Regions from separate parts of the Homo sapiens genome. Here region 1 is linked to region 2. Evidence: chromatin loops called from intact Hi-C (ENCODE). Cell type or tissue: gastrocnemius medialis. All regions are shown on one strand. Each heading gives the region's core, and the rest is flanking DNA. Links, peaks and the distances in the headings are about the cores only.

Region 1 (8,336 bases), core at 209-8,208, 83 kb after region 2:
CTAACAGCCTTGCTGGTCACCCGATAAATGAGTCCATATAATACCTTTGTATAAGGAGCAACAAATCCAACCATAATAGTTTAACCAAATAGAGGTTGATTTTTGTCACATACTAAGGAGTCTGGAGGTAGATTGCAACAGTGTGTCAGGATCCTTCTATCTTTCTGCTCTACCATCCTGCACTTATGATCTGTGCTCAGCTGATTTCTTTGGGTTCATGGGCACAGGATGGCTACCCCAGCTCCAGATAGGAGAAGGGAGGGAGATAGGAAGAGGTGGCACCTTTTCCAGAAATCTAGAGAGCATGTCACAGTAACCAGACTTTGATACTTGTTGATTCCTAGCTGCAAGGGAGTCTAATATTTTTAACTGGATACACTGCTGCCCAAACAGAATTGGGGTTCTGTTAAAAAGGAGAAATCCATATTGGTAAACAGTTAGTAGTTGTCTGCCATAGGATCCAAACGTGGTATGTATTATTTCCAAAATTCAAAAACACCTATAAAAGATGATCTTTCTCTTTATCAGTGGCATGAAGTGCGATGGACAGCTACTTCTCCTTCATTTTGTGGAAACTATTCCAACATTCTCCAGGCACTCTCACACACATGCATGCTCTGTCTCTGTCTCTCTTACACACACACACACACACACACATGGAATTTTACTAAGGTAACAGGCCCCATAATTTCATGAAATTTATTCGCCACCTTCTGACACACAGGATTTTCCGAGGCACCTAGTCTGCATGTTGCTTCCTGTTTCCAAGTTTATCAGTACAATGTCATTAGCTATAGTGAACCAGCTCCACATTCTGTGGACTGAATTTGAGATAAAGTCAGAAAACGGGCATAACCCTAAGGCATTGTGGTGAAAGGATATTGTTTACTCTGCCAGATGAAAACAAACTCCCTATGTCCCCCACTTACAGGGATAGAGAGAAAAAGCAAAGATACTCAGTGGGGATTCAAGATTCAGGATATTCTGAGTAAACTGGGTTGGATAACAAAGGCTGGTATATATGTTTGAAAACTGGTAAGAATGATTATTCGGATTTGGCTTAAGTTATTTAACTTGGTTTTATTTTTAAACCAGCAAACGGGAGTGCAAAGAACAAAATTTTAAAATTTGCCAAAAGTTGGTAGTCTCAGTAGTCCTCATGAAGTAAGGATTTTGATCTTCCATTTATACTGTCTTACTCTCTTGGAGACATGGAGGAATACATTTGTATTCAAGTGTCCATCTCATTAATATGGATATATTAGAGGAATATAAGAAAATTCCTATGTTCCGCAATTACACACTGCTGCATTCTATTTTTGAATTAGGTAACTGGGTCTTCTCGTGGTTTCACTGAGGCATGCCTGGCCATGGCCTACATGAATCATCTATGTCTTCCCATTCAAATTCTCCAGGCCCACTCTCCCGCAAGTCAGTGCTTCAACTTTCTCCTAAGAGACCAGCTGAGGATGTGAATTCAACTCTTTTTAATTCAGAAATTTTGGAGATCAAACTGTGCATTTTGTATTTGACTTTCTCCACATTTCAACAGCAAAAGATAAGATATTCTTATAATGATCCCAAGGAAGCCTCTGGATTTTAGCACATACTTTGAACTGAGAACTTAGGAATTTGTGTAGGTTTTTCTTTTTATTGAAGCTATCCATTACAATTAGGAGAAGCCATCTCATCCCACAGTCATTGAACTCCCTGTGTCCTTCGTATTATTCAATAGAATTGATCTCTTAGTTCCCCAAAGCTTGGCCTTCAATGGGCAATTCAGTCTAGGTGCACACAGGTGACAATTTGATTAACTGGTTCTCTAGATCATGACAAGAACCCTTAATCACACCAGCTGCATTGTCTTTGCCTTCAACCTCAATCAGGCCAGATAACAACAGTCCCATATTTCCGTATACATCCCATGTTTCTCTAAGGCCCTGTGGTCTGCAACCAATCCATTTCTGGTTCTAATTCCTGGATCATTTAGAGTTCTTAATTTCAAAAACTAGAAAAAAACTTTGTCTGATTGAAGCAGACAATGAATTTATGAATGACTATCACGTGGCTCACAGAATCGCTAAGAAGGCTGATGAGTCAAGTGTGTGGCTCGGCAGCCAGGAAAAGTACTCATTCAGAGACAGTTGCATAGGCAACAATCTAACTGGACACTGGGCTCTTCCAGCCCCTCTGGCACTGCTACTACCAAAGCTTGATCATTCTGCTGCCTTTGATACTGAGACACTGGAGAGTTTCTTATGGTTCCCTGACTTCATGACTTCATTTCATGAGTGGAATCCATGACTCACACCTGTAAGGAGAGGAGACTGAGTAAGCAAGTACCTGAGCCTTCTGTTTCTGTAGTGGAAGGTACATTCTGTATTTCACTGACACAAGGTGGGAAAATCCAAACATAGGAAAAGGTTTCATACTGGACGGCCATAAAGAAGGACAAGTGTTCACCTTGCCTTCTAATAAGCCAAAACAGGGAGAGAGGTTCAGGTTCCTTTGCCTTCCCAATAAGGAGACAAAATCACAACCAGTGAGAAGACAAATATGGCACACATCCTGGAGGTCACTGAAACACTTTTACAACTCTGCCTGTTTCCTGGGTCTCACTTTGAATTTCAGTATTCTGAATTTGCTGCATTAACTTTAGTAGTCAATTCGTATCTCTTCACTAGGAACTTGTCATAACACAAGAACTTCTTTGCTTTCTTCCCTTTGGGTCCCATCTTCTGCTAACCTATTAAATATTCATATTTCACACTGATTATTTTTTAACCAAAGCCTTGTCCTTCTCATACTCAATAACAATTTCATTTAATCAGTGCTTATTGAGCACTCACACACCCTAGGTGGGTGATGTGCTAGACTTTGAGGACACAAAGACACATTCTAAAAGGAAGGAAGTCCCATAACAAATCAGGGCAATTGATGATTCAAAAAATGTAAGTGTTCAGATCCTTGAGAGAAACATCTCACATTTAAAATATCTATATCTGAAAACAAACAAAAAACAAAACAAAAGAACTAACAACTCCAGTGAACTCCCCTTACACTTAGAATAAGCCCAAACTCCTAACCCTGCTGGGCCTGTAAAGCCCTATCTGACTGGGCCCAGCCTTTCACACTGACCTCATCTCCCACTGCACTCTTGCGCTCACTGTGATCCAGCCCTATCAGCCTTCTTTCCAATGGAGAGACCACGTTCATGTCCAGCTAAGTGTCTGCACTTGATTTTACCCATTCTCCACAGTCTTCCCACGACAGCTTCTCAGACAGGTCATCCCTGACCACCCTATCAAAAATAGCCACTCTCTTCCCAGTCACTCCCTCTCATCACTCATATTCCCATTATGTTGTATATTTACCACCTTCCTTCCCACCAAGAGCATGTGCTACCAGAGAGCAAGGGTCTTTGCCAGCCATGTTCGTTGCTATCCTCAGTGCACTGCATCATGCCTGCACACAGTAAACTGACAAGAAATGTTTATTATACGAATTAAAGTATAAATGAAGGAATGGTGTCTCCATCCACTAGTGCTTCTATAACAAAATACCTGAGACTGGGTAATTTATTATATAAAGAACAGAAATTTCACTCCTCATAGTTCTGGAGGCTGGGAAGTACAAGTTCAAGCCACAGGGAGGTTCAGTGTCTTGTGAGGGCTCTGGTGTTTCCTTCCAAGAAGGCATCTTGAATGCTGTGTTCTCACATGATAGAAGGAACAGAAGGGCAAAAAAGGGGCCTAAACTGGTTCCCTCCAGCCCCTTTTATAAGGTCGCTAGTCCCATTCATGCAGGCAGAGTCCTCATGACTTACTCTGTTCCCAAATGGTCCCGCCTCTTAATACCACCACAATGAGGATTAAGTGTCAACACATGAATTTGCAGAGGCATGCAGACAATAGTAATGACACAGTCAAAGTCCAAACTGATGGCAAGGGCCACTGTAGGAATGTCAGGGAATCTGCATATTTAGTGATGCAAATCTCCAGGGTATGCCAGGACATCCTAGATTTTCCTGTTTTCTGTAGATTCCTCTCTCCCTTTTGTAAGTCTTGCCGAAAGGTAGAAAGGAAAAATGGAGGTATCTTTGGCCAAGAGAGGACAATTCAGTCCAGGAAGATCACCAGGACACTATGGCATTAAAAGCTGTAGAGGCCTGAATTTGATCATCATTTTAAAAAGCAATATTTTCCTATAGAAGGAAAGCACTTGTGTGGAAGGGAAACCTCACCCAAAGGGCAGGTACATTGGAAAGGCCCTATTCTGGCCTTTTCTATGTCATCAGAGATGGCAGCATCTGCCCTCTTATCTGGTCATGTGAAAACAACATTTGTGTGCAGTCTCATTAAACTTTAGGACTAGCAGCAAATAATGGTGCAAGTTCCAAGTCTGCTGCTTCTCTTGTCAGTGTAGCAATAGTCTTGGCAACTTTCTCTTACTCTCATTACTCTACAGCTATTTATACACTGGCACAGGAAAACATATTATTTGCAGAAATGCCTCCGGATCCTATGTCATTTATACAGGCACAGAAGATGTTTTCAAAGAACCATATTTCTGTAGTATTTTTTGCAACAAAGACTGTACAGCAGTGATCTGCCAGGTTGTGTGGGTGTAAAAACAGCCTCCAGTAACTATTCTTTAATTCTACTTTGGCTATTTAATATCTGTTCAAGTATTTCAATCTGCCCAGTCTTAGCTTTTTGATGTCACTCATGATCAATTTGCAAGCTTTGAGAACACAACAGAATGCCTAGGTGTTCCTTTCTCAATCCTCTCCTCCTCCTTATTGGGTTTTATTGGTATCGCAACAATATCAGTGCAATTTGGAACTCTTAGGTTAGCTAATCTGGAAATACTCAATGGTAAGGATAATGCAGACCTCTTGTTTAATTTCCTTAGATCAGGTCCTCTGCAGATGCCAAGTCTGGATTAGACAGGCAGGAGATTTATTGAGGGAAATGCCAAGGAGGGAAAAAGGAGAGGGAGCTGCAGGAAGTGAGGGGAGCTGGGAAGGATGAGAAGGACGTAATAAGGGGTGCTGGATAGGCAGTCTCGGATGGCAGCACAGTTCCAAGAAAATCTCAGCCAGGTTGATGGGACGTCTTTGGGCCAAAGTTGCCCACCAGCGAAGTCCCCCAGAGAAGCCCTGCATTAGCAGCCCTGTGGCACTTAGTTGAGCAGCCCAGGGGGTGTAGACTCAAGCAAGCACTATAGGGGATTCCCATCTGTCACTCCTGCTCCCTGCAGCAGAATTGACTGCGGCATTTTCATAGCCCCCACAGCTTCCACCTACATCTGCTTAAAAAGAGTAAAAGCCAGCAGCTTTCAAATTGTTTTGTTTAAAAGCTCTGGTTCCCAAAGTGGCCCATTACTTCACACAGAGAACTCAGGAACCACCGCAGAAACTCCTAGGCCTTCCTCACCCAAAGAGGTTGTTTCATACATTGGGGTAGATGAGATTTCTTTTAGGGGGAAAATGATCCTACTGCTTTAACAGTTTCAAAATGGTTAGAGGAATACTAGAAAACCTAAACTCTTGATTTGTGGGTGCCTGGAGGGAAAAAGATGTTTTCTACATGATACTTACTTCCCTCTACATGTTTTCCTACACATCTGTGGCTTTCTGTAATCTGTTCCATGTGCCTGCGGTGCCTTTTCTTTCCATCTCTACTTAGAAAGTTCCTCATCCTGGTTGGGTGTGGTGGCTCACACCTGTAATCCCAGCTCCTTGGGAGGCCAAGGCGGGCGGATCACTTGAGCCCAGGAGTTTGAGACTAGCCTGGGCAACATAGCGAGACCTTGTTTCTACAAAAAATAAAAAACAATTAGCTGGGTGTGGTGGCAGGAACCTGTAGTCCCAACTACATGGGAGGCTAAGGTGGGAGGATCACTGGACCTGGGAAGCCAAGGCTGCAGTGAGCTATGATTGCGCCTCTGCACTCCAGCCTCGGTGACAGAGAGAGACTCTGTCTCAAAAAAAAAAAAAAAAAAAAGAAAAGAAAACTCCACATCCTTTATGACCCATATGAACTGCCATCTCTTTTCTGAAACTTTCCTTGACTTCCTTGGGCACAGAAAGCAGCTCCTGCCACTGTGTTCTCATGGCACTTTGTGCTTGATTACAGTTTTTGTCATATTTTGTAATAATTTGTTTATATATTTGTGTCCCCCAGATTGCAAGATTTTTATGATTTATTCTTCCTCTCTTTCTCTAAAGAGGGAAACGTTGATGTGGCCAGGTGCGGTGGCTCACACCTGTAATCCCAGCACTTTGGGAGGCCGAGGTGGGCAGATCATTTGAGGCCAGGAGTTTGAGACCAGCCTGGCCAACATGGTGAAACTCAGTCTCTACAAAAAAATATGAAAATTAGCTGGGTGTGGTGGTGCATGCCTGTGGTCCCAGCTACTCAGGAGGCTGAGGCAGGACAATTGATTTAACCTGGGAGGTGGAGGTTGCAGTGAGCCGAGATTGCACCACTGTACTCCAGCCTGGGTGACAGGAGTGAAACCCTGTCTCAAAAAAAAAAAAAAGAGGGAAACATTGCTATCTCATAAATGTAGAGATGAATTCTCTTGCTCTATAACCATAACTGATGCCTCTAACAGGTTGTATTAGTTTCCTAGGGCTGTTATAACAACCTACTGATAAGCAGGTGGTTTAAACAACAACAATTTATTGTCTCGCAGTTCTAGAAGTCAGAAGTCCAAAATCAAAGTGTCAGCAGAGTTACTTTCTTCTGAGGCTATGAAGAAGAATCTATTTCATGCCTCCCCCATAGCTTCTGGTGGTTTGGTGGCAATCTTTGATGTTCCTTGGCTTGTAGGTGCATCACCCCAATGTCTGCCTTCATCTCCACATGGCACCCCCACCCTGTATGTGTGTCTGTGTCCAAATGTCCCTCTTTTTTTTTTTATAAGAACACTGGTTATATTGGATTAGGGGCTCATCCTACTCCACTGTGACCTCATCTTAACCAATTATATCTGCAACAATCTTATTTCCAAATAAAGCCACATTCTGAGAGTTAGGACTTCAACATGTGAATTTGGGGATAGACACATTTCAACCCGTAACACTAGTTAAAAGAAAGTCATCTATGCCCTTTCTAAGTAATTTTAATTTCTACTACATGGTTTTAGAAGGAATAGAACCCTGACCAATAACAAAGAAGGAAGGAAGGAAGAAAGGAAGGAAGGAAGGAAGAAAGGAAGAAAGGAAGGAAGGAAGGAAAGAAGGAAGGAAGGGAGTGAGTGAGGGAGGGGAGGGAGGGAGGGAGGGGAAGGGAATGGGAAGGGGAAGAGGAAGGGGAGGGGGACCAGCGGGCTATCTGGCATTCAAAACATGGTGCTAAACTAATTCTAAACTTGAAATTATTTGCTGTTATAGTTTTGTGAAAACCATTAAAAGTAACAACAAGAAGAGAAAATGTACCTATAATCCATCCATTCACTTATCCCACAAATATTTATTGAGAACCTATTGCATACCAGGCAATGTTCCAGGAGCTGCTCCAGCTAGACTATGAGGAACAGGAAACAGAGCAAGAGGTGGGGGTTGACAGAGAGGCTACCCTAGGGCTTCCTCATAATTTGATAGAACCTAAAATTCATGTGAGGCTCTGGAGAAATAGTATCCCTTATAGCAATGACTGCTAGTGCAAAGGCCCCGAGATAGCAACACACCAAGGCTGGCATGACTAGACTTTGTGGAGCAAGGCAAGGAATGATAGAAGAGGTCAGAGAGGCAGGCAGGCAGGCAGGTCCAGTTATGTAGAGCTTTGCAAAACAGCATAAGGATTTTGGATTTTTTTCTAAGTGGAATAGGCAGTCACTGGAGGATTAAAAGCAGACATATTATATGATCTGATTTATATTTTTAAAAGATCACTGTAGATGCTGTGCATAAAATGGATTGAAGAAGGGTAGGAAGCAAGGAGACTAGTTAGGGGTCATCACAGAAGTCCAGACAAGAGTTGATGGAGGCTGGGGGTGGTGGCTCACACCTGTAATCCCAGCACTTTAGGAGGCCGAGGTGGGTGGATTATTTGAGGTCAGGAGTTCGAGACCAGCCTGCCCAACATGGCAAAACCCCGTCTCTACTAAAAATACAAAAAATTAGCCAGCCGTCATGGCAGGCGCCTGTAATCCCAGCTACTTGGGAGGCTGAGGCAGGAGAATCGCTTGAAACCAGGAGCCAGAGGTTGCAGTGTGCTGAGATGGCGCCATTGCACTCCAGCCTCCATGACAAGAGCGAAACTCTGTCACAAAAAAAAAAAGAGTTGATGGAGATTTAGGTTGGGCTGTAGCAGCATAGTTCAATG
Region 2 (8,336 bases), core at 294-8,293:
CATATCAAGACTATCATGTACACATGGACAACCTTGAGCAAGTCACTTGTTCTTTCTATACCTCAGTTTCCTCATCTGTTAAATGGAGTTAGTAATGGCACCCACCTCATAGGTATTATTAAATGAAATAATGATGCCAATTGTTTACCTCAGTGCCTAGGACATTGTAAGAATTATGTGTTAATTATTGATATTGTAATTATTGTCATTATTATTATTCTCGTAGCCTCTTTAGAGGTCATGGAGCCAAAGAATCTTATGTTGACAAGGACAAGAGGGGCCATCTACATTCAGGAGTTCCTTTTCAAAAGTCCCCAGCAGGTGACTGTCCAGTTCTGGCTCACCAGCACTTTCCTTGCCAAGTTGATATTTAGGTGATCTGAAGGCACAGTTTGGAAGAATTTGGGGTTCAAACTAGACAAAGTGGGTATCCTCAGGAAAGCTTCATTCATTAAGCACTTATTGAACATGTACTCTATGCCAAATACTGTGCTGGGAATACTAAGTAGAAAGGCATAAACTCAGGCCAAGCACAGTGGCTCACGCCTGTAACCCCAATACTTTGGGAGGCCAAGGCAGGCAGATCACCTGACATCAGGAATTTGAGACCAGTCTGGCCAACACAGCGAAACCTGTCTCTACTAAAAATACAAAAATTAGCCGAGCGTGGTGATGCACACCTCTAATCCCAGCTACTCGGGAGGCTGAACCAGAAGAATTGCTTGAACCCAGGAGGCAGAGGTTGCAGTGAGCCATGATCATGCCATTGCACTCTAGCCTGAGTCACAGAGTGAGACTCCATCTCAAAAAAAAAAAAAAGGCATAAACTCACAATTCATGGAGTACACATTGCCTGCTCTCAGTCACTGTACAGGCAGTTAATGCTGAGAAGCCTCATCAATCAATTTGTAAAATGATTCTCCTGCTGGGGTCTTTGGGATACTTGGAATCCCTCAGGGCAGTGGTGGCCCCACTCATTAGTCATCCAGGCCCCCACCTCCCTAGGCACCACCGCCTTTGGCTCAGTTTCTTCCCATTGCTTTCCCTGCCATGTTCCTTGCCTTTCTTTGTCCTCAGATCAACTGTGCCATTCAAATATTTCAACATTACTTCTCTGCCTACTGTGGGATACAATTTCCATACAACTTGTTAACCATGGCCACATCTTAGTCCATTTTGTGCTGCTATAACAAAATACCACAGACTAGGTAATTGTCTAGTTACCTAGACAAAAAAGAACAGAAATTCACTTCCCATAATTCTGGAAGATGAAAAGTCCAAGATACAGGTGCTAGCAGGTTTGGTTGTCTGGTGAGAGCTGCCTCCTCTGGAGAGGACAAATGCTGTGTCCTCTTGTGGCAGAAGTCAGACGAGCAAGAGACTGAATGCTGTGTAAAGCCTCTTTTATAAGGACCTTAATCCCATTTGCAAGGGAAGAGTCCTCATGGCCTAATCACCTCTTAAAGTCTCCACCTCTTAATACATTGGCAACATCTGAATTTTGGAGGGACCATATTCAAACCATAACACCACATAATACATACCTGCTCTTTCAAAATAACTTTTACAAATGCCTATCTAGGGCCTTACACCCTTATAAATCAATAATCAACATTAGAGGGCAGTTTACTGTCATTCTAGCATCGTATTTTTCTGTTCCCCTTTCCAGAAAAACTCCCAAAGCAGTTGTCTATACTTGTGTCTCCACTTACTTCCTCATATTCTCTTCTAAAACAAATATAATCAACTTCCATTCCTACCACACCACTGAAATCACACTCATCAATGCTACTAGTGGGCCCCTGCAATACTGGGGGGCCTTACAATGCATCCTGACACTGACCACCCAGAGTTAGCCCAGATGCCCCACAAGTTAAGGGCTCAGTCCTTCATAAGACTGCCCTCCCTTCTAACACTAGGCACAAGTTTGGGGGTCTCCAGGCCATCTGCCCTTCTGACAAACTGGCTACAAATTCAGAGATTCCCATGACCCTCAGGTTGGATAATTCACTAGAACAACTCACAGATTTCCACCAAGTGCTATATTTATAGCTATGGTTTTATTATCAACGATATAAATCAGGGCTAGTCAAATGAAGAGACACATAGGGTAAGATATGGGAGGATCCTGAACACAAGCTTTCATCCCCAAGGAATCAGGGTGCCCCACTCTCCCAGCACATAGATGTGTTCACCAACCAGGAAGCTCCAACACACTTCAGTGGCCAGAGTTTTTATTGAGGTTTCATTACAGAGGCATGATTGATTGAATCATTGGCTACGTGATTGAAATCAATCTCAACTCAAGCCCCTCTTCACACTCCAAGTGTCTGGAGATCAGCTTGATACCATGTGGCTCAAAGACCAAACCCACTAATCACATGGTTTTCCTGGCATGACCAGCCCCATCCTCTTTTTTTTCTTTTTGAGACAGAGTTTCACTCTGTCACCCAGGCTGGAGTGCAGTGGTGCAATCTCGGGTCACTACAACCTCACCTCCCAGGCTGAAGCAATTATACAGCCTCAGCCTTCTGAGTAGCTGGGATTATACGCATGTGCCAAGACACACAGCTAATTTTTATATTTTTAGTACAGACAGGGTTTTGCCACATTTGCCAGGCTGGTCTCCAACTCCTGAGCTCAAAGTGATCCACTGGTCTCAAACTCCTGAGCTCAAAGCAATCCACCTGTCTCAGCCTCCCAAAGTGCTGGAATTATAGGCATGAGCCACCGTGCTGGCCCTCCTCCTCCTCTTGTCATCTGGAGTCATTTCATTAGCAAAAACTATCAGGGCCCACCATGAATAGCAAAGACACTCCTATTGCTTGGGAAATTCCCAAAATTTAGAATCTCCCTCCAAGGAACAGAGATAATGACCAGATAAATTCTTCATTATGCAACAACTCCCTCTTGCAGATCCAATGACCATAGTTGTACTTCCCAGCAGCATTCAACACGGTGAATTGCTTTCCGTTTCTTGAAAGTTTCCTCACTGAGCTCTCAGCTGTCCTCCTACCCCACTGGGTATGTCTTCCCTTTTGCTGGATTCTTCTCTAAGCATCCTTCTGGCCTTTAAGTCTCAGAGTGCCCAGGCCTCTTCTTTGTATGTTCTTTCACCCAGTCCCATGCCTTTAATTAACAAAAGTACACTGATGACCCCAAATCTTTATTATCAATCCAATCATTCCCCTGAGCACCAGGCTTATCTAGCCAACTCCTTACTCCACCTGGACATATGAAGGGCCTCAAACGTAACACATCTATTAGCAGAAAATGTGTCTCGTCCATTCCTGGTGTCCTCTTCTTATGAAAGGAGTTCAATTCATGGAACTCTAGGCCTCACTCTGCCCTTGACTCACTCCACTGCCTCGGGGGTTCTGATGAGTAAAGTCTGGGCATGCTCACTTGGGAGCAGAGAACACTTGTTCTCTTCTGTGCTCTGAGATTCACTGAGGAGCTCAACCTGGACAGCATTGCCTGGGGCCGAGAGGTAAGTTTGCTTAATTCTGGAGTTTGGTTAGGGGGTGATTTGATCCCACTCTAAGCCGCTACCCCCAGTTGTCCTCTATCAGTAGTAAAAGTAATATTTCAGTGTCTATCTCTAGTCTTTCTTTTATTTCTCAGGCAGAGAAGAGGGGTGGCACTTATGAGGGATCCCTTTAAGGTCCCCCACCAATGCCCAGAGCTCTTGATTTCCATCGCTGAACATGAATCTATCTAAGTAAATGACAATTCATTCCTTCCAGTTGCTCAGATTCTTTACTGACTGTTCTTTCTCTAAATATATCCTGAAATCTGGCTACTTTCCACCACCCCCACATCTATCAGGCTATTTCAAGCTACATCCTCTCTCATCTGCCCTACTGGTGTGGCCTCCTGACTGGTCTCTCGACTCCCACTGTCCTCTGCTTATGGTTCGGTTTTTTACACAGCAGCCAGAGTTATTGATCTTACAGAAATGAAGTTCAGACCATGTCATTCCCCCGCGGCTTCCCATCATACTTAGAACCCTGGGCTTTCACACATGACCTGGCCCTGACTCTCCATCCTCATTTCCCGCCACTCTGCCCTGTGCTCTCCCTCTCCAGGCACAGTGCAGGCTCCTGCTGGAGGACTCTGAGCTCCCTCTGCCTGGAGCATTCCTGCCCAGACATCGTGTCTCATTCCCTTGCACCCCTCAAGTCTCTGCCCAATTGCCACATCTCAGTGTGTTGAGATTCCTTTCTAAAGAGCTGACACCATCCTTAGTACCCCATGACCTCTGATTCTTTTCACTACTTATTTGTTCCATATTTACTGATTTTTATTTATGTTTCTCTCTATCAATAGTGGGGGTATATTAGTCTTCTGGGGCTCCCATGACAAAATACCATAGGCTGAGTGGCTTCAACAAGAGACATTTATTTTCTCACAGTTCTGGAAACTGGAGGTCCATGATCAAGGTGCTATGAGGGTTGGTTTCCAGTGAGGGTTCTCTTCCTGGTTTGTAGAGAGTTGACTTCTTGCTTTGTCTTCACATGGCCTTTCCTGTCTGCACATGTAGAGAGAGAGAGGAAGGTCTCTGGTGTCTCTTCCTCCTTTTTTTTTTTTTTTTTTTTTTTTGACGGAGTCTCGCTCTGTCACCAGGCTGGAGTGCAATGGCGTGATCTCAGCTCACTGCAACCTCTGCCTCCCAGGTTCAGGCGATTCTCCTCAGCCTCCCAAGTAGCTGGGACTACAGGTGCCTGCAACCACACCCAGCTTTTTTTTTTTTTTTTTTTTTTTTTGTAGAGACGGGGCTTCACCATGTTGGCCAGGATGTTCTCGATCTCTTGACCTCATGATCCGCCCGCCTCAGTCTCCTAAAGTGCTGGGATTACAGGCATGAGCCCCCACGCCAGGCTGTCTCTTCCTCTTTTTATAAAAATACTACTTCATCGAATTAGGACCTCACCCTTATGACCTCCTCCCAAAGGCCTCGATAATGGGAAGTAAGCTCCTTGATGGCAAAGACTGTCTTCTTTGTTTACTCTAATAACTCAATACTTTGTTCTAGTGCTTGGCACATGGTAGGCATGCAGAATTGTTGTTGGGAAAAAAATATCAAAAGCATCAGCTTTGAAATCACATCATTGTGGATTCTAGCCCTAACTCAGCAACTTACTAGCTGTGTGACCTCAAACAACTAAATCTCTCTTAGCCTGAGCCATCGGATAAGGCTTCTAATCTGTTAAATGGGGGTAGCAATAATGTTGTTGTGGAGATTAAATGAGAAGCTGTATGTAAAGGTCTTAGCATGGTTCATGACACAAAGTAAGAACCTAATATGGGATAGCTGCTAATAATATTATCAATATAGACTTATACCCATCTCACATGGGTAAAAGGGTCACCTGGACTTTATAGGAGTTGCCCACCCAATATCCATTATTCATCATCTCCATCTTCCTTATTACCAAAACTCCTATGTTCTTGACTGCAACAATGTTCTTGGTTAACAGCACTACATTTCCCAGCCTCCCTTGCAGGCAGTGATGGCTGTGGCATGTAGCTCCGGCAGATGTTACAAAAACAGCAGTGCGTAGATGTCGGGTTGCCAGATTAGCAAATAAAAATACAAGACCCACAGCTAAATTTGAATTTGAGATGAACAATAAACAACTTTTTATTATAAGTATGTCCCAAATATTGCATGAGACATACTTATAAGAAATTATTTGTGATACATCTGCAATTTCAATTTAACGGGGCATCCTAGATTTTATCTAGGAACACTTCTTGGATGGGACATTTGAGAAATTTCCTTAGAAGATGTATCAAGGTTCTTCACAGAAACAGAACCAATAAGGTGTGTGTTATAATATATAATTATTGCCTTGTGTGTTTGCACTTCACTACTCTGTGAAGTGTTCTTTACGCAGAGGCTGTGCTGGATAGGTCAGCACGATATTTTTCACCTAAATGTTCAAAGCAGTAACCAGACACTGAACTATATCAGTAGTCAACCCACCAGACAAGTCCCACTCATTCTAACTGTACCTCTTTTCTGCTCCTTCCAAATATTCCTACAACCACAGAGCACTGTCAGCTACTGCCATGGGCAGAACTGAGGGCCACCCAGGGCCCAGACATAAAAGAAATCCAAAGCAACTTGTACATAAGCAGTACGCTAGCAAACCAAACTGGTGACTTCCATTTCTGTGACATAGCCACATTGTTTTAGAATTCACAAAAAATGCATAGAAGAAGTAAACACTAGAAGAGTAAAGGCTGTGAATTTGCCCAGCTGTCCAGAGACCCTCCTATAGACAAAGCTAAGCTACTTAAGTGCTTGTTCATGGCTATAATTTGACACTTCTGCTTCTCTGGCCAAGGGACTGAATCAAAACTAAAATTATGCTTTGACCTTGACTCTGAGGTGTACATGGCTATTTCAGTGCCTTGGTCCCTGAGCTCATCTAGATGGTAAGATTTTTGAGAGTGAGGAGCTTGTCCTCACCATCTTTTAATCTCTTGTATTCCCTACTGCTGAGCTTCATTTATAATCAGAGCTCAATAAACATGGATTGGTTCATTGGCACAAGTTACTGAAAAGTCATTGGGCTTCTGTGAGTTTGGCATGTGATTGAATGGAGGTAATAGTTTATTAATATACAGTTAGCTTGTAGGTTATGAAAGGAATGTCTAAAACATACAAAGAACTTTCTAGAAATCTTTTTTCCATTTATAGCACTAGAAGGGAGAAAAAAGTCATAGATAATTTTAAATAATAATAGGAAAAAAGGTGTCTTGCTGTTGCTAGTAGAGCTATTTTGACTGATCCCGATATCAGCCCCTGCCTCATGCCTGGGGAGATGCTCTAGCTACAATAGACTCATGCACAGACACCTGTGAGCTCTGCAGCTGGGAAAACAGCCTTGAAGCCTGACCATGCTGCAGGGCAAACCGTCAGACAGTTTGTATGCTGGGAGTGATAAATTCCTATGAGCTGTGTCACGAGTTATCTACAGAGGCAGTTGTGAATGGCTCTCCTTACAAAGTTGGGTTCCTTCCATCCCAAAGGCTGTGGTCTTCTCTATATAGTGTATCAGTTCCATGGCTCTCTGAGTGTCTGCTACATTCTTCTCTTTCTCTGCAGTCCGACTTTCTCCGCAATCAGACTTTCTCCAGATGGCAAAAAGTATATCTACCACACTTGCCCACTAATAGCCAGTGTTATGGGCTGAACTGTGTCCCCAAATATTCATATGGTGGAAGTCCTAGCCCCCAGTACCTCAGAATGTGACTGCATTTGGAGATAAGGCCTTTAAAGAGCCCACTCAGTTGAAATGAGGCTGTTAGGGTGATCCTAATCCAGTATGACTAGTGTCCTCATAAGAGGAGGAAGAGACACCAGGGATGTATGTGCACAGAGGACAGTCCACATAAGGATACAGGGAGAAGGCAGTAATCTGTACACAAAAGAGAAAGACCTCAGAAGCAAGCAACCCAGCTGACACCTTGATCTTTGACTTAGGGCCTCTGGAACTGTGAGGAAATCAATTTCTGTTGTTTAAGCTTCCCAGTCTTTGGTATTTTCTTACAGCAGCCATTGCAGACTAATACAGTTCCCCACAGCACCCCAACTTTACCTCTTACAGCCTCTGCACCAACAGAGAGTGACTCTCTCAGTTCTAGTTCTTTAGGTACCCCGAGAGAACTGGCCTGACTCAGTCTGGTCCATCTTTGGATGTAGCAGAGGACCCATGACTGCACCCACAGAGCAAGGGTGCTAGCCCTTCACACCGTCCTCCCCTCCATGTGTTCCTGCTGATGCAGTCAGAATTTGATCAGAAAGGCAGAACCACTAGGATAGCCTTACATGCACACATCCACATGAATTTATCATAGGGATTTCATCTTATGCAATTGTAGGCACTAGTTTCTACAAGGCTGTTTCTCCGTGTCCAGTGCTGGAAGTTGAAATTTGCAAGTCAGGTAGCATAGAAGGAAAGATGAATGCAAAGGGGATTCTGTGGACTGAATTTTGTGCACTCTCTGAAATTCATATGTTGAAGCCTAATCCTCCATATGATGGTATTTGAAAGTGGGGCATTTGGGAGATGATTAGGTCATAAGCCTGAAGCCCTCATGGATGGGATTAGTGCCCTTGTAAAAAGAGACACAGAGAGATGATCCTGGAAGGAAAAGCAAGAAAGCAGGCATCTGTAAACCAGGAAGAGGGCCCTCACTGAGAACTTGACCATGCTGGCATCCTGATCTCAGACTTCCAGCCTCCAGAACAGTGAGAAATAAATGTGTGTGGTTTAAGCCACCCACTCCATATTCTGTTACAGTAGCCCAAGCTGATTAAGACA

The links. Hi-C counts contacts between places; a loop is a spot of excess contacts. Peaks named below come from ENCODE experiments on the same cell type or tissue, not always from the same donor. Only the 100,000 strongest peaks of a DNase experiment are listed, where the experiment ranks them.
Region 1: it touches region 2 in a loop (4-fold over the local background); 1 of 110 quality-filtered maps calls a loop at or near these places.

What each region holds. Positions count from the first base shown.
Region 1 is chr6:15,709,098-15,717,433 of GRCh38, reverse strand. No RefSeq gene overlaps it. Among named protein-coding and RNA genes, the nearest start is that of DTNBP1, 50 kb to the right of the region's middle. In gastrocnemius medialis, for the core only: no CTCF peak of the experiment used is centred there; a DNase peak (open chromatin) is centred at 2,143; H3K27ac peaks cover 3,516 bases.
Region 2 is chr6:15,792,077-15,800,412 of GRCh38, reverse strand. No RefSeq gene overlaps it. Among named protein-coding and RNA genes, the nearest start is that of DTNBP1, 130 kb to the right of the region's middle. In gastrocnemius medialis, for the core only: no CTCF peak of the experiment used is centred there; DNase peaks (open chromatin) are centred at 3,852 and 6,922; H3K27ac peaks cover 4,999 bases.